Linked DNA regions of Mus musculus: all the other regions are linked to region 2. A link is a loop called in an ENCODE intact Hi-C map of the cell type or tissue named here. Cell type or tissue: left cerebral cortex. All regions are shown on one strand. Each heading gives the region's core, and the rest is flanking DNA. Links, peaks and the distances in the headings are about the cores only.

Region 1 (5,000 bases), core at 1-5,000, 130 kb before region 2:
GTATTTTATTTCCAAGCTGTAAGCCTAGACTGGGCAGGTTTTGGAGCTGTTCTACCTCACATCCCCAGCCACTTGTCCCTTGTCACTTGCTGTTTCCCATGGCCATGCACTCGTGGGCCATTCCCCTCAAGGCAGCTTATTCCTCCCTTTGTCTCCTTTCTCCTTCTCTTGGTCTCTCCTGAGACCCCCCCTCACTGGGTCCCCACAACCTCCTGCCTTTCTCTCTCTACAACTCAATCACAGGCTCTAGTCTTTTATTAACTTTAAATTGGGGAGCAAGATTTACATAGCTTCTCTGGGTGTACAGTTAGGGGGCAACCAGACCCAGACCATCCTCCAGTTGTTCTCCCTCACTTAAACAAACAAACAAACAAACAAACAAACAAACAAAACAAGGCGTCTAACATGATGTCAGGTGTCCTAAGGTCTGAGGTGGGGGTTGGGATAGGGGCAAGGGGTGGCTATTTAATGGGTTACAGATAGCTCAAGATAGGTTGTATCTGGGCCCTGGTCCTGCAACATCCCAAGCTCTCCACAACCTTTGAGGTTCCAATCAGTTAATCAGTTTGAAGATGTAGCTTTTTTCCTAGAAATATGTTTCACACATGTCATTTTTCTGAGGGAGTACAGCAATGAACCACCACTGTTAGCATGTCTGGGTTTTATGTTGGTGACATGTTTAAATGATGGGCGTCAAAGGTTAAGGCAGCATGCCTAAAAAGACAAACATAGACAAATTGTTCAACAGGAGTTGGTTTTGTTAGCATTCTGTCTAAGCTCCGCCCCACAGTTACCTGGCAATAGCCAGGCTTGCCTGACTCACTATGAGAGGGGCTGCTTGCTACCTCTGCCCTCTTCCCTCCTTTGCTCTCTCTTGTCTTCTTGCTCCTGCTCTGTCCTCTCACCCCTACTCCCCCTTGTCTACATGTGCTCTCAGCCAGCCTCTATTCCTCAACTCTCTCTGCCTTTCTCTGTCTCTAATACCCTTTTAACTCCCTTCCCCATTCCCTGAGTAAACTCTATTCTATACTATACCCATGGGCCTGCGGGGGCACCCCATACCTGACTACACATCCACCAAAACATATTCCTTCTTTCCTTTATCTTTTTATAACACACAATAGGTTTAACTTCACAGAATTATATCCTGCCTTGAAAGAGCAGAGGGTTATATCCTCAGTTTTCTTTTTCTTCTGTCTCCTACACTTGTTTGCATTTCACAAATGCATATATAAATGCACAGAAAGGGCTGGGCATAGAGTTGTAATCTTAGCACTCAGGAGGTCAAGGAAGACTGCAAGTGAGTTCTAGGCCAGCCTGTGCTACGTAGCAAGATTTTCAATAAAATAACAGCACAAAGGTAGATCTCAACTTAAGATTTTGTTTGCAAAGTCGGGCAAGTGGTGGCACACGCCTTTAATCCCAGCATTTGGGAGACAGAGGCAGGTGGATTTCTGAGTTCGAGGCCAGCCTGGTCTACAGAGTGAGTCCCAGGGCAGCCAGTGCTATACAGAGAAACCCTGTCTTGAAAAACCGAAAAAAGAAAAAAAAAAAAAAAGGTTTTGTTTGCAAGCTGTGCAAACACGAGACACCTAACATCTGAGCTCATCATCTCGCTTGCGAGGTATAATCGCAACCTAATTCTGTTAAGCAGCTCCAAAGATCATTCGGGAACTTGTCCTCAGGGAAAGCAATGAGCCTTATCCCTAAGGAGCGCACCAGCATTTGACAGGTGCAGTCACTGCGGTCCTTTGGCTTCCTCTGGGCTGTGTCTGAAGACATGTCCTGACTTGTCAAGCCTGGTCCTGCTATATCCTGAGGATTCAACAAGCCCGCTCCAACGGCGTCATCCATCCAGTTGGGAGAGCTTTGTTCGATTTTGAAATTTCTCGCCGGCTGCCAAGTCTCTGGATTCTGGGACGGCCCCGCCCCTCGCCTGGGCCCCGCCCCTCCGCGCTCATTGGTCCGTTCAATCCACGCCGGCGCCGAGGCGCGCTCATTAAGCGATGGCAGAGTCCAGGAAACGCTTCCTTGGCAGGGCTGCGAGGAATCCCTTGCCGGTGACCCGGGACCTGCAGCTGCCCCCGACCAGGCGAGACCAGCCGGCCTTCCGAGGTGAGCGATGGCACGGGGCCTCGGCCGCTAACTCTCTCTGAGAGCCCAGGCCGCTGCCGAGGGTAGCGCGTGGCTCGGCTCCTGCCGGGGCCAGCGGTTTATCTTCGGGGTCTGAGGGCGGGGGCGGGGCTGCCCGGACCCCCGACTGCGCCTGCGCGCGCGCTCGCTAGCTCCCGGGTTCTCCTATCTCTGTGCTTGGAACGTGGAGGTGAGGCTGGGACTGTTTGCATGATGTCCTGGACGTTTTGGAAAAATGGAGTTGAATGGTCTGCAGCAAGAATGTGGAAAACTTATGTAAGTTGGTCAGAATTTGGCGACTGGTATCAGATCTCTCTACACAGTTGTTTCTGGAACCCTATATTGAAATGTGTTCCCTGCAATTTTCACTCGATTAGGACATTTGATGCTATTTATTTATTTATTTATTTATTTGGGAGGATGAACCTCAGAGCTTTGTATACGCTAGGCAAGTATTCTATCATTGAGCACAAGCTAGAGTCCTGAGAGGAGGGAACCTAAACTGAGAAGATGTTTCCACAAGATCAGGCAGGCTGTAGGCCAGCCTGTAGGGCATCTTCTTAATTAGAGATTGATGGGAGAGGGAGGGCCCCGCCCATTGTGGGCGGTGCCACCCCTGGGCTAGTGGTCTTGAGTGCTATTTAAAAACAAAAACAAACAAACCAGGCAGAGCAAGCCTTGTAGCTACACTTCTTCATGGCACCAAGTTCCTGCCCTAACTGCTTTTGATGATGAGCTAACTGTACTATGGAGATATTAGTAAATGAACCCATTCTTCCCCAAGTTGCCTTTGGTGAGAGTGTTTTCATCACAGTAATAGTAAGCCTAAAACAGCACCTTGCATGTAATTTCTGATTCATGGGATCATTTGTCTAAATTGAGAAATCTCCTATTGTGTTGTTATAGGAATAATCTCTTTTCCCAGGGAGGAGACACTCCACACCCTTAGTGGTTACTCTTTAAAGCTCTTTAGTAGAAGTTGTTCGCTCTGGCTAGCACCCAAGGAAGAGCCAGCCCTGAATACGAGACTTCATTGGCTTTTTAAACACTTTAGACTGGTGCTTTCTTGTCGCTTTGGTTTTTGTTGTTGTTTTGAGACAGGGTTTCTCTGTAGCTCTAGCTGCCTGGAACTTGATCTGTAGACCAGGCTGGCCTTGAACTCAAGAATGTCTGCCTCTGCTTCCTGGGGTAGGCTTGTGCATTTTACACTACTCTCATCCTTAAATCTCTTTTAGATCCCAGCCCCAGGTTACACTTTGAACAATTTAAACAGAAAAAAAAGGTCACTGGCAATAATTCTGACATCTTTGCTGTGTCGACCTCCCACCTGACCAAGTGGCCAGACTTAATGATAGTCCCGCATCTCTGGGAGGAGGCTTTCCTGGTCTGGTGTGCAAGCCAGGAGACAGGAGCAGTAGACTCTGGCGAGTCTTATCCTTATTTGGTAATGAGGTTATTGTGCAGCTTACTGTGACCACTCTCACAGGAGGTCCCATCAAACCTGACGTGCAAGTGTCTGGTCAGCTTAACCCATTTTACTTACCTGAACATTTAATTCTCCCTAACCAGTTTGCTTGGTTTTTAAATGTACCTATTTTGAACAGTATTTTATATTAAACTGCCTTTGCATTGCCCATTCAAGTTTAATTTTGAAAATATATTACAGAAGATTGTATAATGTGGGATATAAATTGGTCTCTCCCTCCCATCTTGTCTCTGTAAATGAATTATATTTGTACTTAGTGTGACTACAAACACAATTCTGGACACATAAAATATATGTTTAATTACTTTCTTATTTTTTATTTTACTTTGAGACAGCCTTTCTACATAGCCCTGAATGTCCTAATCCACTATGCAGATCAGGCTCGCCTTGAATTTACAAACCTCCACCTGCCTCTGCCCCCAGCACTATGATTAAAGACATACGTTATCACCCCAGATTACCTTTGTTTTAACAGTTTATAATACATTGGCAACTCTCACAAGATTAGGGTTTTGTAAGCTAAGGTGATTTATCTCTGGTAAGATTTCTGAGCCTTAAAAATAACAGTTTCTGGCCGGGCGGTGGTGGCGCACGCCTTTAATCCCAGCACTTGGAGGCAGAGGCAGGCAGATTTCTGAGTTCGAGGCCAGCCTGGTCTACAGAGTGAGTTTCAGGACAGCCAGAGCTACACAGAGAAACCCTGTCTCGAAAAACAAACAAACAAACAAACAAACAAACAAACAAAAGACAGTTTCTGAACTGAAGCTCTTTTAAATACTAAGGTAATACACTTTATATGATAAGTTCAGTCCATGGAGAAACTGGGAACTTCATTATCCTGTATAGTATAGTTTTACAAAGTCTAAGTCAATTTGTAAGATCTTTTATATCAAGTAGCTTATTTTATCACAAGTGTAATTATAGCGGAGAACTGGAGGATTGGTTGTCCCAAGGAGACCTAAGAATAACAAGTGTACACTTAATTCTGACCACAGTTTCTCCAGATGTTTAAAGCTTAACAAAGTTAGCAGAGACACACAGGACAAGACATGCGTGTCTCAGTCAGCTTTTGTTACCCTGTATCCACAGGAGCAGTCACTGTAACCCTTGAGTATACTGTCTAAGCCATCCTCTACAAGGCCCCTTGAACATAGTCAGACCTACTCTGACTTCGCTTTAAGCTTTTATGGTTTTGTCTCTCTTTTTTTTTTAATCTGATTTATTCTATCTAAAAGAATTTAACCTTTTATTGTCTCACTGATCCTGAGAAAGACTTAGAAAGAGCAAGAATCTTGAATGAGAGAACATTCTGTATAAATGAGAACAAACCGGCGGGTAGAGGACTCAGAGAGCTGAACTTCCAGGATTGTAGTTTTAGATG
Region 2 (7,635 bases), core at 1,321-6,320:
TCATCATTCTAATTAAGGTTTATTTTTATTTATGTGTATTGTATGTAATTGTGTGTGAGTATAGGCCACATGTATGTAGGAACCTCTGGAAGGCAGAAGCAGGTGTTAGACCCCTTAGGGCTAGGGTTATAGGCAGTTATCAAGCATGTGACTTGAGTGCTGGGAACTGACCTAAGATCCTCTGGAAGAGCACCAGGCACTATTAACTGCTAAGCTACCCTCCTCGCCCTGATAGAACTATAATTTTAAAGCATTACTTAGGATTCTCCCCCCTCATTTGTAACACCCCTCCAACACCAAATATGTAAGCTACATAATGAAGCTTGACTGGCTGGGGACAGTTAATCACATTCCTTTAAGAAATGAATGCCTGGATCTGGAGACATGTCTCAGTGGCTCAGAGAACTTGTCCCTACAAAAGACTTGGGATCAATCCCCAGTACCGCATACTAACTCATAAGGATCCCATGCCCTTTTCTGGCCTCTGTGGGCACAGCATGTACATCACAGACTCATACATGCTGGTACTAATATACATAAACTAAAAAGAGATAAAATCGTTAAAAAATTAATTTCCATATTAAGAAGTACAGTTATTTACATATTGTTTCCTTGCTACATCAATTTTCAGACTTCCTCAGCTACTTAACTAGTTCTAATATAACAAATTCTTTTAAACACACTGTAGGTAACATACACACATAACTATACCCTGATTACTAAAATAATACAATGCCAGACTTGGGCCACAGAGATGACTCGGTGGGTAAAGCACACGCCACCAAGTGTGAAAACCACTGTCTACACACCAAACCCACATAAAAGTGGCAGCCACTCGTAATCCCACCACTCTGGAAGGCAGAGACAAGTGGATTTCTGGGCAAGCTGCCTAGCTGGATTGGCCGAAATCCCGAGGTCCAGGTTTAGCTAGAGATTTTGCCTCAACAAAAAGTAGAAAGCAACTGAGGAAGACATCCACTATCAGCTACAGGCCTCTACATTTACAAGCACACAAGCACACATGCATGCTCCCCCAAAACTATATACTTCTTTCTTTTGTAACGATTGTAAATATTTTCCAATTAAAAAAGCATGCCAACTAAGGAAGAAAATTACTGCACTTAAGATAATTTGAGGTTGCTTCTCTAAGGGAATCTGGGACTATGTTCTCACCTGGATAGGTTTCACATAGATCCCAGAGATTTATATATGTTTTAACACTCTTTAAAAAATTATTTTCAGCTGGGCATAGTGGTGCACACCTTTAATCCCAGCACTTGGGAGGCAGTGGGTTTGAGGCCAGCCTGATCTACAGAGTGTGTTCCAGGATGGCCAGAGAGCTACAGATTGAGACCCTGCCTCAATAAAACCAAAAACAAGTAAATTATTTTTCATGATGTGGCTACCCCCACTTGCTCTCACGTATACCATGCGCTCAGATTATATCCTGTGCCCCTTATCTTATCATCCTCCCCAGCCCAGCAAATCTCTTCTTCCCAGCAAGCTTTTCTCCTGCCTCCCTGTCTTTTTCTGGTGTGTGGGCATTTAATTAGGGTTGCCTGTGTGAGCCCAGGGGGAGAGTTTTAAACAAAGGCAACTTACAAGTGGCTACAGCACAAAGCAGTATGAGTCCCCCATCTCCAGCAAGCATTAACTGACGTTAGCACTTCACTAAAGGGACATTGTGAGTTCCTCTCCGCCTAGGATGGGGTCTTGAAGGGTCTAGTCTTAGACAGGTTTTGTTCATCTGAGAAATAAAAGCATGTTTTAAAAGCTAACTTTTTCTTTTTTCTTTTTAAATTCCCATTTTAAAAGGTACTTCTCATGTTGCCCAGGCTGGCTTATGACTCCTGGGCTCCAATAATCCTCCCACTTTAGACTCCAGGTAAGTTGGGATAACAGCTCTGCAACACTGAAATCTGTGGAAACTAAAATTCAGTATGATCTTAGCAAGCAGTAGCGCTGTGTTTGAGCTAAGAAAGATGCATACCTACTTTTTCTGCAGGGCTCTCAAAGCACACCACAGAACTCTCTCTCCTCCGCCACCTGCATTACAGTATGGATGGAAAAATGCAACCACCGTTTGTTCTTTTCCATTTTTGCTGGTCGACACAGACTTCTTCTTTCTCTGTAGATGCCACCTGATAACCCAAAGGCCAATGACCAAATATACACACAAAACTCCGCATATCATCAGTCCAGGAAAGAAGAGTGAATAGAAAAACCTGAGATAAATAAAAGGTGAAAATCAACCTGTTGTCAATTTAAAAAGTCAGCTACAAACTAAGGTTTACTTTTTACACACTTGCTTAATATTAAGTTCTGTAGCTCCTAAGTCTGCTAAAAAAATTATTTAAAAAAAAAGTGCCGGGCGGTGGTGGCACATGCCTTTAATCCCAGCACTTGAGAGGCAGAGGCAGGAGGATTTCTGAGTTTGAGGCCAGCCTGGTCTACAAAGTGAGCTCCAGGACAGTCAGGACTATACAGAGAAACCCTGTCTCGAAAAACAAAAACAAAACAAAACAAAAAAACAAAAAAAATTAATTTTTTTCCCCTTAGTGGTGATGACTGGTGATTCAGGGCCTCAAAGATGTTAGGTAAACACTTGATTCCTAGCCAATACATACCCATATTTAAACCAAATGCTTGGAAGAAAGGTAACTGTAATCCAAAGCTTTGAATTACTTATCAATGACCATTATAATGCAGAAAGTCACTCATGACAATGTACACTGTACAGAGCTGGCAGCATTCCATTTATCGGGAAAAGGCCAAGAATGTGCTAGAACAAACTAGCCTATTCATATTTTTAGCAATCACTACAGACCTTGAAGCAGACAGCTCAGAAAGGAAGATGTAATACAAACTCTGGCAAGAATGCATGTATCCACTGCTCTTCAGAACGCTATTTCGCTAGCTATAAATGTTCAACCTGAACAAAAACACATATGAACTTAGGTAGGCTTTCATAGGGCAGAAACAACTTTTGAAATATGGAACTATTACAATAGTAGTGACCACCGGGTGGTTAACATTCCTGTTTATTTCTACCAACTTTATGTAATTCTTACATAAGAAACGATATGTATCTCAAAGGCAAAACCAATATATTTACAACTTTAAACATCAACCAGGAAAGAAGAAATCAACAGATGGTCAAGTAGCAGAGAGTCAACCAACTGGTTTACGAAGCAGCAGGTAGCCAGTTAAGGAAAACAGCTGATCGGCATGCGAAACAACCGAGGTAAACCGAGGCACGAAGAAAGCGCTTCTACAGACTTTATCTGGACTGCCTCCAAACCCTCCACGCCCTCGTGAGCTCAGGCCACCAGATCCTCACCGCAGCACGGCGTACACGCACCAGCTCCCAGTGTCCGCCGCCATCTTATCCCACCCTCCCCTCTCACAGCCCGGAAGCGCTTGCCTGTTCTTCTATCCTATTGGCTCCTGAGGAAGCGTGTGCCGTTAGCCACGCCCCCCGCTTACACGCCTTCCTGCAGGTTGCCTAATAGCCGCTTCCCACAGGCGGGGCGCACACGGGCCCATCCCACTTGGGCCACGCCGCTGCGGTGGCGGTGGTGGGGCGTGGCTTGTGATGGACAGCCGGCTCTCTCGCCCCTCCCACCCCACTCGCCCCGCCCACTTCGCTCCCCCCCCTCCCGTCTGGAAGCCCCCTTGAGGGCGCCCAGCCCTGCCCCCACCGCGGCGCTGCCAGCCGGTTGGGACCCAATGGGAGGTCCGGGCGGGCGACGAGCTAATCTTCCAGTACAGAGTCCGCTCTTTCAGAGGTGTCGGCGAGTCCCCAGCGGCCGCAGTAGCGGGGCGCGGGGTGGAGAGGGGGCTGCGCTGGAGCGGGCGTCCTGAGACTGTGGTCCTCGCTGCACCCTATCTGCAGCGCACCGCGGACCTCGCTGTCCGTAGTCCGCAGCGCCGGGGCTGGGAGATCTGAGCCCTGTGTTCCCCAGGAACCACGGATGCGCTTCTTCGCGCCTCCTCTCCCTGGCTTGTAAAGTCGCCCTTCCCTCCCCCCAACCAGGTGACCTTTGGGCTCGGGGATGGATCCCAGGAAGAACTTGGCGTCTGTGGGGACGATGCCTGAACAGGAGAGACAGGTCACAGCCAAAGAGGCCAGTCGGAAAGTAAGTTTCCTTTGCCTGACCGCAGCGTGTACGCACCTGCTCAAAGCGCTTTTCTCCTCGGTTCCTCCAGGGCTCGTGACTGTGGACACGTACCCCTGAGAACCCGGGAGGAAAACCCTCTAGATCAAGGGTGCCACTAGCCCTCTGGTGTACAACGATTTCGAGCCCAGAACTTTCCCCGGTCCTTATTAAAGAGCTCTTGAGCGTGGGCTTGCTGTATAAAAACTCTAGTTGCTCCTGGGAGTGCTAATACCTCGCTAATGCCTGGCTAATGCTCCTCAAAAGGTCTACATCCAAGTCCTGTACCTTGAAGGCATTCATTTAATAATACAGGGGGTTAATTAATGCAGCCTCTTAGAGATGCAAACAGCGTAGAATATTTAACATGAAAAGCAGGTCTGTTTTTCTTTTCTTCATGTGCGTTTTCAATCAACAAATACTTACTGAAACTTGTATAGGTCGCAGGCATATGATGAATTCTTGAAGATTTGTGCATTGTTTTAAAATATTTTGTCTAGCTTAATTGAAATCACGTTTTATGTTCTCGGAACTTTTTTTTTCCAATTAGTTATACTTTGTAGATTGTTTCCCAGAGTGTCATAGGTGTTCCCCATAGTCTGTTGGTGGTTCCCTCTTGGGTGGTCATGGCGATTGCTTCCTTTCTTTCCCAGTTGACGTGATCTTTGCACTTGAATTGTTGTGTGTGTGTGTGTGTGTGTGTGTGTGTGTGATGGAGGTTAGGGGCATCTTGCTGGACTTAGTGCTGCTTTTCCCACCATGTGTGTCAGTGTGTCGGGTCGTCGGGTTTAAAAGCTAGTGCCTTTACCCACTGAGCCATCTTGCCCTACTTGTACTTGAGTCTTTTTTTTTTTTAAAGCATTTATTTATTTGTTTTATGTGTATATGGGGAAGAATGGAGGGGGAGAGAATCTAGGCGTGAGAGGTCAGCAGAAGACGTCCAGGAGTTGGTTTTCCCTCCTTTCAGCAAACAGGTCCTAGGGCTTCAAGATTGTGTGCATCCACTCATCGAGCCATTCAACTGGCCTTACACTTGGTTATTGACATCGAATTTAATACTGGGCGTATTTCTTTAGGTCTGGATTGCTGGATTGGAGCTTGCTCCTTTTGTTCAGGTCTCTGAAACTAATTAATCCAGCAGTTTTATCCAGCGTCCCTTGTTAGTGAAATTCATGTAGACTCTGGTGTGTAGGAATGAGAGGGGTGTAGGTTAATGGACAGGCAGGGAGAGAGGTGGCTGAGTAGGTGTGAAGACAGCCCACACCGGGTAGGGGTGGCCAGAGCAGAGAAGGAGATGCCCCCTATCTTTGTCAGTGTCCCCCTGAAAGAGTAAAGTCTTTATCTAATCAGGTGAAATTGAAGACCTGCTCCTCTGTGGAAGCAGTCGGTTAACTGCTCTGTCTCTTGTTGGCCTCACCCGCTTCTGAATTACACTGATAATGGCTTTAGGCGAAGTCACTGAACTTATTATATGCGTGACACTGTATTAGTTTTTACTCCCATGTGTTTACTCGTTCGATTCTTAGGACCCGTGCCACTTTGTCTTTATTCAGTTTTTTTGCGGTGCTGAAAGGCAAACCCATGGTTCTGTGCTCTGACATAGATTTTTGCCTTAACTCTGTGCTCAGGACCAACACAGGGCCTCTAGCATTCTGCTAGTGACTGCATTTCCAGACCTCACCTGCCTGTTACCATTCTATTGCCACTTTGTCCTTGCTGTGGTTCAGCACGTGCTTTTTTGGATATTGTTTCAGAAATGCTAAGGTCCCAGGACCTTTATATGCAGCTATGACTTAAGACCTTTCCTTTAGGGAAGTTTACTTTCCTATAGAATGGCTTAGGGGTGCGATTTACCAGCAGGGGTAGGTGTTGGGGGCACAAAGGTTTTTTACTCACAGAGAAGCACTAAGAGAACCAGAAATGTTAATCAAGCTGGGGTGTCTCCTCAAGTGGGGAGGGGTGTAAAAATCAAATACCTTCATTCCATCCAGAAAGCTGAGGGTAGATTTTGTTAATGACCTGGTGATCTATTTTCTATCTGTGGAGGCAGACTCACCTACCTTTTGCTATAGGGGCACACCTCACCCAAATTCCCCAGAATACTTATCCCAGACTCTTCCCTCCCTAGACTGTCACCCACCTTTAGGGGAGATGTCAGGAGTACTTTATGGCCTGCTGATCTCTACCATCCTATGAAACCACACTACATTCTAGGCCTTTTAGCTAAAGAACCTACCTACCTCCTTTGCGGTCACATGTAGTTTGCAAAGGAATTTCTATGTAGTCACACTTCAAGCTTTACTGTGCACCTAGATTGAAATGACTGTTGCCTGGAAACCCTTACCAAAATTGTGTTTTAAATATTCTGGCTGTGAAGTGCCTGGCATTAGACTCCCTGAAGTCTGATCCAGGTTGGCGAGGTCAATCTGAACCAGGTCCTTATTCTCATCTCTTTGTGGGTTCGATTCCCCCCCTGAGCCTCAGGGGAAGGGAATGGGGAGGGATACGGAATGATAACGATGGCTCTGTTTTAGTGGATGATCCGACAAGCCTTCCAGGGCAGATTCCCACTGGCCTGCATCTCCCAGTGGTTCAGATTTCAGGGAAGCATTCTGAGCTGCCCAAGTGTCCAAGTCCTGAGGCACAGGTTTGATAATAGGAAACACATATTTGATCTTTGTCCCGCCCTCCTGGACCTTGAGATTTCTTTATTCAGAGTGAGAGGAAAATGTTTTATTGTTCACAAGAAGAGCCCTTCAGCTTCCCTGGGATCGGTTAAGAGGCAGGAATTGGTGGCCACCAGAGAAACCAGCCACATGGTTTGGGTGTTAGAACTTTCAGTCCCTCCCTGCCCCACCTTTTGAGGGGGAAGGGACTGGACTAGTTAATCACAAATGACTCATAATTTTTATCAACCCTGCCTACCAAGCAGAACCTCCATAAAACCCCTAAAGGACGATCTTGGGGAGTTTCTAGAAAATGAACCTTGTGAAGATACTGGGTGTGGGGGTGGCCTGTCTACAGAAGGCGTGGCACCTCTGGGGACCCATTCCTTCCTCCTTGCTCTGAGCATCTCCTCCACTTGGCTGTTCTTGCATTGTGTCCTTAATGATGCGTTTCTGTGAGCTGCTGTATCGAATTACCCATCGTAAGGTCCTGCATTCAGATGCTCCGCAGCACCTGCTAGAATGAGAGACTCTTCCGTGGCCAGCCCTCGTCCCATGGGGTCTGTGCTAACCTCATACAGTGTTAGAACTGTGAAAGATATCCCGGCCATGTTGGCGGGGAAACTCATGCAGAAGTTAAATAACTCACTCAAGCTAGCTTGTTAATAAGAGAAAACATAGCAGCATTTGGTCCTAGGTCAGTCTGACCAGCGTTCTCAAAAACACATGGTCTTTGGGACTTTATGATACTCGATCATACCATCTAGTGTTACTAAACTCATGGATTTGGCTTAGTTTTTAGACTCTGAGCT
Region 3 (5,000 bases), core at 1-5,000, 110 kb before region 2:
CATGATAAAAATTCCACACTTAAAGAGCTAAAGTTCCTGACACCAGTGAGACGCTCACGGCGCATTCAAGACAAGACTTCACGACTGCCAGCCATGTTAAAAGACCACGACCCTTCTGTGTCTTCCCTGGAGCAGTTGTCTGAGTTGGGAGGGGATGCCTTTGTCTGCCGCCCTAATGCAGCACTGTGCCCTCTGTTCTTTGAGACCGACGTAGCGGAAGAGGAATAGGAGTCCCGAGTCCTGAGCAGTTATGGTTGTGTTACTCCTGTGGCCCTGCATGTGTACAACTTTATCGTAGGTCTGAAGTTGTCCGCATGCCTAAGTATGGTACAGGTAAACTCCACTAGCTTGTTTGTTGTGTTTTTAAAATATAATGTTGGCTGCTTCACTTTACTAATTACTTACAGTTAAAGAAACAAAATCAGAAAATGTAGTCTATATAAATTTATATTTTTACGTTGACTTTGTTCCTAATACGTTTATAATAAATATATATGTATAATGTTCCAATGACATTTCATTGATTGACTTATTTGATGATGGAATTGACTTTAGGACCCTACTGTGGGGCTATAGTTAGCTGCCTATGGCATTTATTTCAACAAATATGTTCTGGGGTCTCAGGATGTGCCCCCAGAAGAGTGCTTGCCTAATGTGCAAGGCTCTGAATTCAGTCCTTAGCACCACAAGAAAAACTGCTTTGTAAAATGTCATTTAACCACAGTAACCAAATTTAAACTTAGTTTTTGAAGTATATTGCTAAGTTTGTATTACTTTTAGTTGTGATAAAATATACCTGACAGAAACAAATGAGAGTTATTTTTACCTAGTTTCTGAGTACAGTCCACCATGGTGAGGAAGGCCTGATGGAGGGAGGGATGGAGAGAGGGATGGATGGAGGGAGGGAGGGAGAGAGGGAGGGAGAGATGGATGGAGGGTACTGCTTTCCCGTGCTGGGTATAACTTCCCAGGCTCAGTAGTTATCCACTTCTGCCAGCCTTCAGAACAGTGCCTCAAGCTGGAGACCAGGCATTCTAAACATAAGCTTTAGGGATAACTCAGATTCAAACTGAGTGTTGGTGAGGTCTAGGGATGGAAAGCTTCCTGTCTGCGAAGCATGAACTGTGGATGAACTACATGCTCGCCCGTAACTCCATCCTTGGATGTTGCGGCTGGACTGTTCTCCACCACAGGTGGTCTGTACCACACCCACTTTTCCCCCGGTATCTTCTTTCTTTTGTTTAATTCCCACCCATTGAGATTTATTTATTTTTATGTGCATGTATATCTATGCACCACATGAGTGCAGTACCCTCAGAAGCCAGAAGAAGGTGTGAGGCCCCTTGGAGAAACTGACAGTTGTAAGCTGCCACAGGGAGCTGGGAATTGAACCTGGGTCTGTCCTTCCCTCCAGGGATTTCCAAAACCAAGTCATTTTTGGTTGTCAAGCTAGTGGTTCACACACGTAATCCCAGCAGAGGTGGCAGACCTGTGCTTTCCAGGCTGGTCTAGCCTTCGTAATGAAAACTATCTCCAAAAATAAAACAGATGGGGAGACAGCATAGTGAGTACCGGCATCAGTTGGTGGACAGAGAGAGCCCCGAGACACAACAGCCCCAGCAAAGAATCAAGAGTCCCAAATGTGGACAGTGCTGCAGCTGAGGAACCCTGATAGATTCCTCTCCTCTCCTCTCTCAATGCTACTTAATGACTTACACTGCCTGATAAACCACCTATTCCAGCAATTGACTTGTAGGTTTCCAGTGTCCCTTTCTACCCTGCCTCCCGCCCCCTCAGGGTCTAGTTCCCTGCTTCCCTGCTGTACATTTGACTGTAGCCTGGTTGGCCATTGGACCCTCTGCCTAACATCTTGGGGGTGTCTGGGTCTGCTGTCCTGTGATTTGAATTTCTTCTACAAACATTAGTTCCATCTGGGATCAGTAGGGAAGGGGAGAAGGGGAGGGTGGGGTGAACAGTCTCGTCAGTTGAGGCCAGATTTTGGTCTCATTCCTGCCTTTTGTTCCTTTATTCTGCACCCCTAAATGTTAACACTTGAGACAGTCCTGACTTGCCTACCAGGAACTTGCTCTGTAAACTAGGTTGGCGTCCAATTCTGGATCTCCTGCCTCAGCTTTCCGAATGCAGGGATTACAGACATCCTACCACGTCCTGGTACAACTAGAATCTTAATAACTTTCTGCTATTTCCGGGAAGAAATACACATTTCAGAATGAGATGCATTATTTTGGGGTGGTGCATTATTTTGTTTTTCACTTTTTCCAAAGTCATACAGTAAATGCTAGCAGTGTCCCTGTGGAATTTATGTTTGTTGTCTGTCTGCCTAATCTGGAGCAATAACTCAAATTACTGGGGGCACCGGTTCAAAACGTTAGCAATATCCTACCGCAAGGTGGCAAAACAGCTTTAAAACAGCTCTTTGGGGCTCAGCTACTCAGAGAACAGCGCCTAGGGCCAGACCTCAACAGTTTCCTCTGCCCACAGCTAGGGGCACGCCCCGCCCACGCCCCGCCCACTTCCCAGGCCTCGCAAGGAGCGGAGAAGCGACGCACGCCGCTGGGAGGTGGGTGAAGGGAGCTGTACGGGTCGGCCGCGGTGGAGAGAGGAGCGGGTGGAGCCTCTTGCCCCCCCCCCCCCCGCCCCCTAAGCCGCCGGTCGGCGCTCGCCCGCTGCGGGGCGACGGCCAAATGTGGGCGCATCACTCAGCCCGTAGGCTGTGCGCCCCAGTCGCTGAGTTCGGTGCGCGCATGCGCGTCGGAGACTGCTCGTGCGGCTGAAGCGGAGCAGCTTCGGGAGGGTGGGTGTTTTGGTAGGGAAAGGTTGGTGGGTCTCCAGGGTGTGTGTCCTGGGATCTCTGTCTAAACTGACCCCGCTTCTGGGCACTTGCAAATCACTTTAGGCTCTTTTAAACAATTGGTTTATCTTTATTAAAGGCGTATTTGTTTATAAACACTGGAAGGAACCCATCAGCTTTCGCCACACCTAGTGTAATAAGGCTTGTGTTTATGGGTGTAATACTGGCTATCGAACACATGGAGATTAAAAATACTAACTTGATTTTTCAGTCAAGGAAAGCCTGGTTGCTCATCAGTCATTTTGATAGCATAGGTAAAAGTCCTCAGGCACCAGGAACAGGAAAAAAGCAATTGAAACCAGAGACCACTTAAGACCCCTGTGAAGACCAGTGTGAAGGGCTTGGTTGTTTTCTTCTAGGTTTTTATTGGTTGGGGGGGGGGGGGAGCGGTGGGGGGACAGCCCCCATTTGTAGCCCTGGCTGGCCTGAAACCCATGGTGTGAATTAGTTGACTTTGGACTTAGCAGTGGTTACAGGCTGTGATTCACCAACTTCTGCCTCCTGAGTGTCATAGGTCTGTTACTTGTGTCTGGGTGTGTTCAAATGCCTCACTCCTGGAAACACGGCGTTGGATTTGGTTATATGGAGGATTTGTTGCTATAGTCTCCTGGTAACTCTGTGATAGACTGGAAAGCAAACTGGAAGGCACAGTCTATTTGTTTGGCTAGTTTTTGAGACAGTGGCTGGCCTGAGACCCATGGCGATCATCTTGCCTCTGCCTCTTAAGTGCTAATCTTACAGGTGTTGACTACCCAACCCCAGCTACGGACTAGAAGCTTTGCAGGTCCTAGCAGGGTTTGATCTTCGATGTTTGTACTACATCTTGTGCTCTACATTTTACAGCTTGTGGGTGGTTTAAATAAATAAATAAATAAAAACAATTTAGCTTTGTGAACGGAAAAAAATCAAGTAATTCATGCCAGTATTTTTCCTGTGATGAAAAAAGTGTATGAGTTCTAAGTGTAGGCGTCTCCCACAACTTCTATCCCACCCGTGTAGTCCAGGGTCTTTAACATGTTAGGCAAGCAGCTACCTCGGGTCTTCCTGAGACTGTGTCTCTTGTGTAATTGCTTCTTGTGTATATAGCTTATGTGCCAGAAAAAGTGTATTAAAAATCATGCTGCTTTTGTGGGGGAGACATGGGAGTCAGACTGTGTTTAAATATCCATTTTGAATCCTAAGAAACTCCAGCTCAGTGGATCCAACGTAGAGTGTGTCTTCTCTGTTTCACCCCACCCAGCCACACTCCAATGCAATCAATCAATCATCAAACGAAGGCTGTACATATGACTCCAAGGCCTTACCTTTCCATCTGAGAATCATTATGTCATTCAGTTCATACCAGAATCTTGCCTCTTCCGTATTTGTTCCCTGTAAATGTGTCCTTGACGATAGGTTAATTCCCCAAGGTCATCACGCCCCTGCGTTTCACCGTTACGCCCTCATCTTCCCTACTGTTGACGTGGTCCCTGTGTACCCTTTTCATGCAGTCCATTAGTACTGTGACCCCAAAGAGCGACTTTTCTGCTATGCAGATATGACCGTGCTGTTGTTCTCTAACACCAGTCAGAGACAGACCATTAATTACCCTGAAGATAAAAACTCAGCAGCAACATTTGGTTTACAGTGGTCAACAGATAAATCTATCTGTGTACCAGCCTGTCACAGGCCAATTTCATCTACTCAGCTGAACTCAGCATCCATCATGCCTTCCACCTTGACCACTCCGTGTCTCCTTTTTGTTTAAGGCACGTGTGGCAGCCTTTCAGACTTCACTTACACAGGAGTTTCCTGACTCCCCTGAATAGTTCTGCTACAAGCCAACATAGCTCTTTCTCTAGCCTTGCCTTGCATTCGCTTGGGATTATAGTCACCTCCACATGGGTGACGGTGATGACAGGGATGACCTAGAGGAAGAAAAATCATTATCTGTCGTCATAGGGACCCTTCAAATTAAGATGACAAGACTAAGAAGGACCAAAAGGAGTTAAGTCCGTGTATACAGATGTTGTATATAAAAGGAGTTTAGTCTGTGTATACAGATGTTGTATATAAAAGGAGTTTAGTCTGTGTATACAGATGTTGTATATGAAAGGAGTCTAGTCCATGTATACAGATGTATATGAAA

What was found. A loop is a pair of places that touch in the nucleus more often than their neighbours do. Peaks named below come from ENCODE experiments on the same cell type or tissue, not always from the same donor. Only the 100,000 strongest peaks of a DNase experiment are listed, where the experiment ranks them.
Region 1: a loop joins it to region 2, with 5 times the contacts of the local background. A loop is called at or near these places in 5 of 42 quality-filtered maps.
Region 3: it touches region 2 in a loop (8-fold over the local background); 15 of 42 quality-filtered maps call a loop at or near these places.

Annotation. Positions count from the first base shown.
Region 1 is chr8:22,182,799-22,187,798 of GRCm38, reverse strand. Ckap2 (cytoskeleton associated protein 2) reads left to right here and starts at 1,980. Exons shown (of 9, transcript NM_001004140.2): 1 at 1,980-2,115. The coding sequence starts at 2,007. It overlaps Gm29878 (a long non-coding RNA gene), which reads right to left and starts at 1,771. Exons shown (of 2, transcript XR_378798.3): 1 at 1,720-1,771; 2 at 647-714. In left cerebral cortex, for the core only: no CTCF peak of the experiment used is centred there; a DNase peak (open chromatin) is centred at 1,920; H3K4me3 peaks cover 1,068 bases.
Region 2 is chr8:22,056,476-22,064,110 of GRCm38, reverse strand. It overlaps Atp7b (ATPase, Cu++ transporting, beta polypeptide), which reads left to right and starts at 4,037. Exons shown (of 21, transcript NM_007511.2): 1 at 4,037-4,139. The coding sequence starts at 4,056. Alg11 (asparagine-linked glycosylation 11 (alpha-1,2-mannosyltransferase)) reads right to left here and starts at 3,390. Exons shown (of 4, transcript NM_001243161.1): 1 at 3,341-3,390; 2 at 1,995-2,225. The coding sequence starts at 3,384. In left cerebral cortex, for the core only: no CTCF peak of the experiment used is centred there; a DNase peak (open chromatin) is centred at 3,476; H3K4me3 peaks cover 1,924 bases; H3K27ac peaks cover 313 bases.
Region 3 is chr8:22,163,959-22,168,958 of GRCm38, reverse strand. It overlaps Nek3 (NIMA (never in mitosis gene a)-related expressed kinase 3), which reads left to right and starts at 2,524. Exons shown (of 16, transcript NM_011848.4): 1 at 2,524-2,581. It overlaps Ckap2 (cytoskeleton associated protein 2), which reads left to right. Exons shown (of 9, transcript NM_001004140.2): 9 at 1-807. The coding sequence ends at 228. In left cerebral cortex, for the core only: CTCF peaks have their summits at 1,319 and 2,443 (motif pointing right); DNase peaks (open chromatin) are centred at 164, 2,479 and 2,736; H3K4me3 peaks cover 1,274 bases; H3K27ac peaks cover 1,010 bases.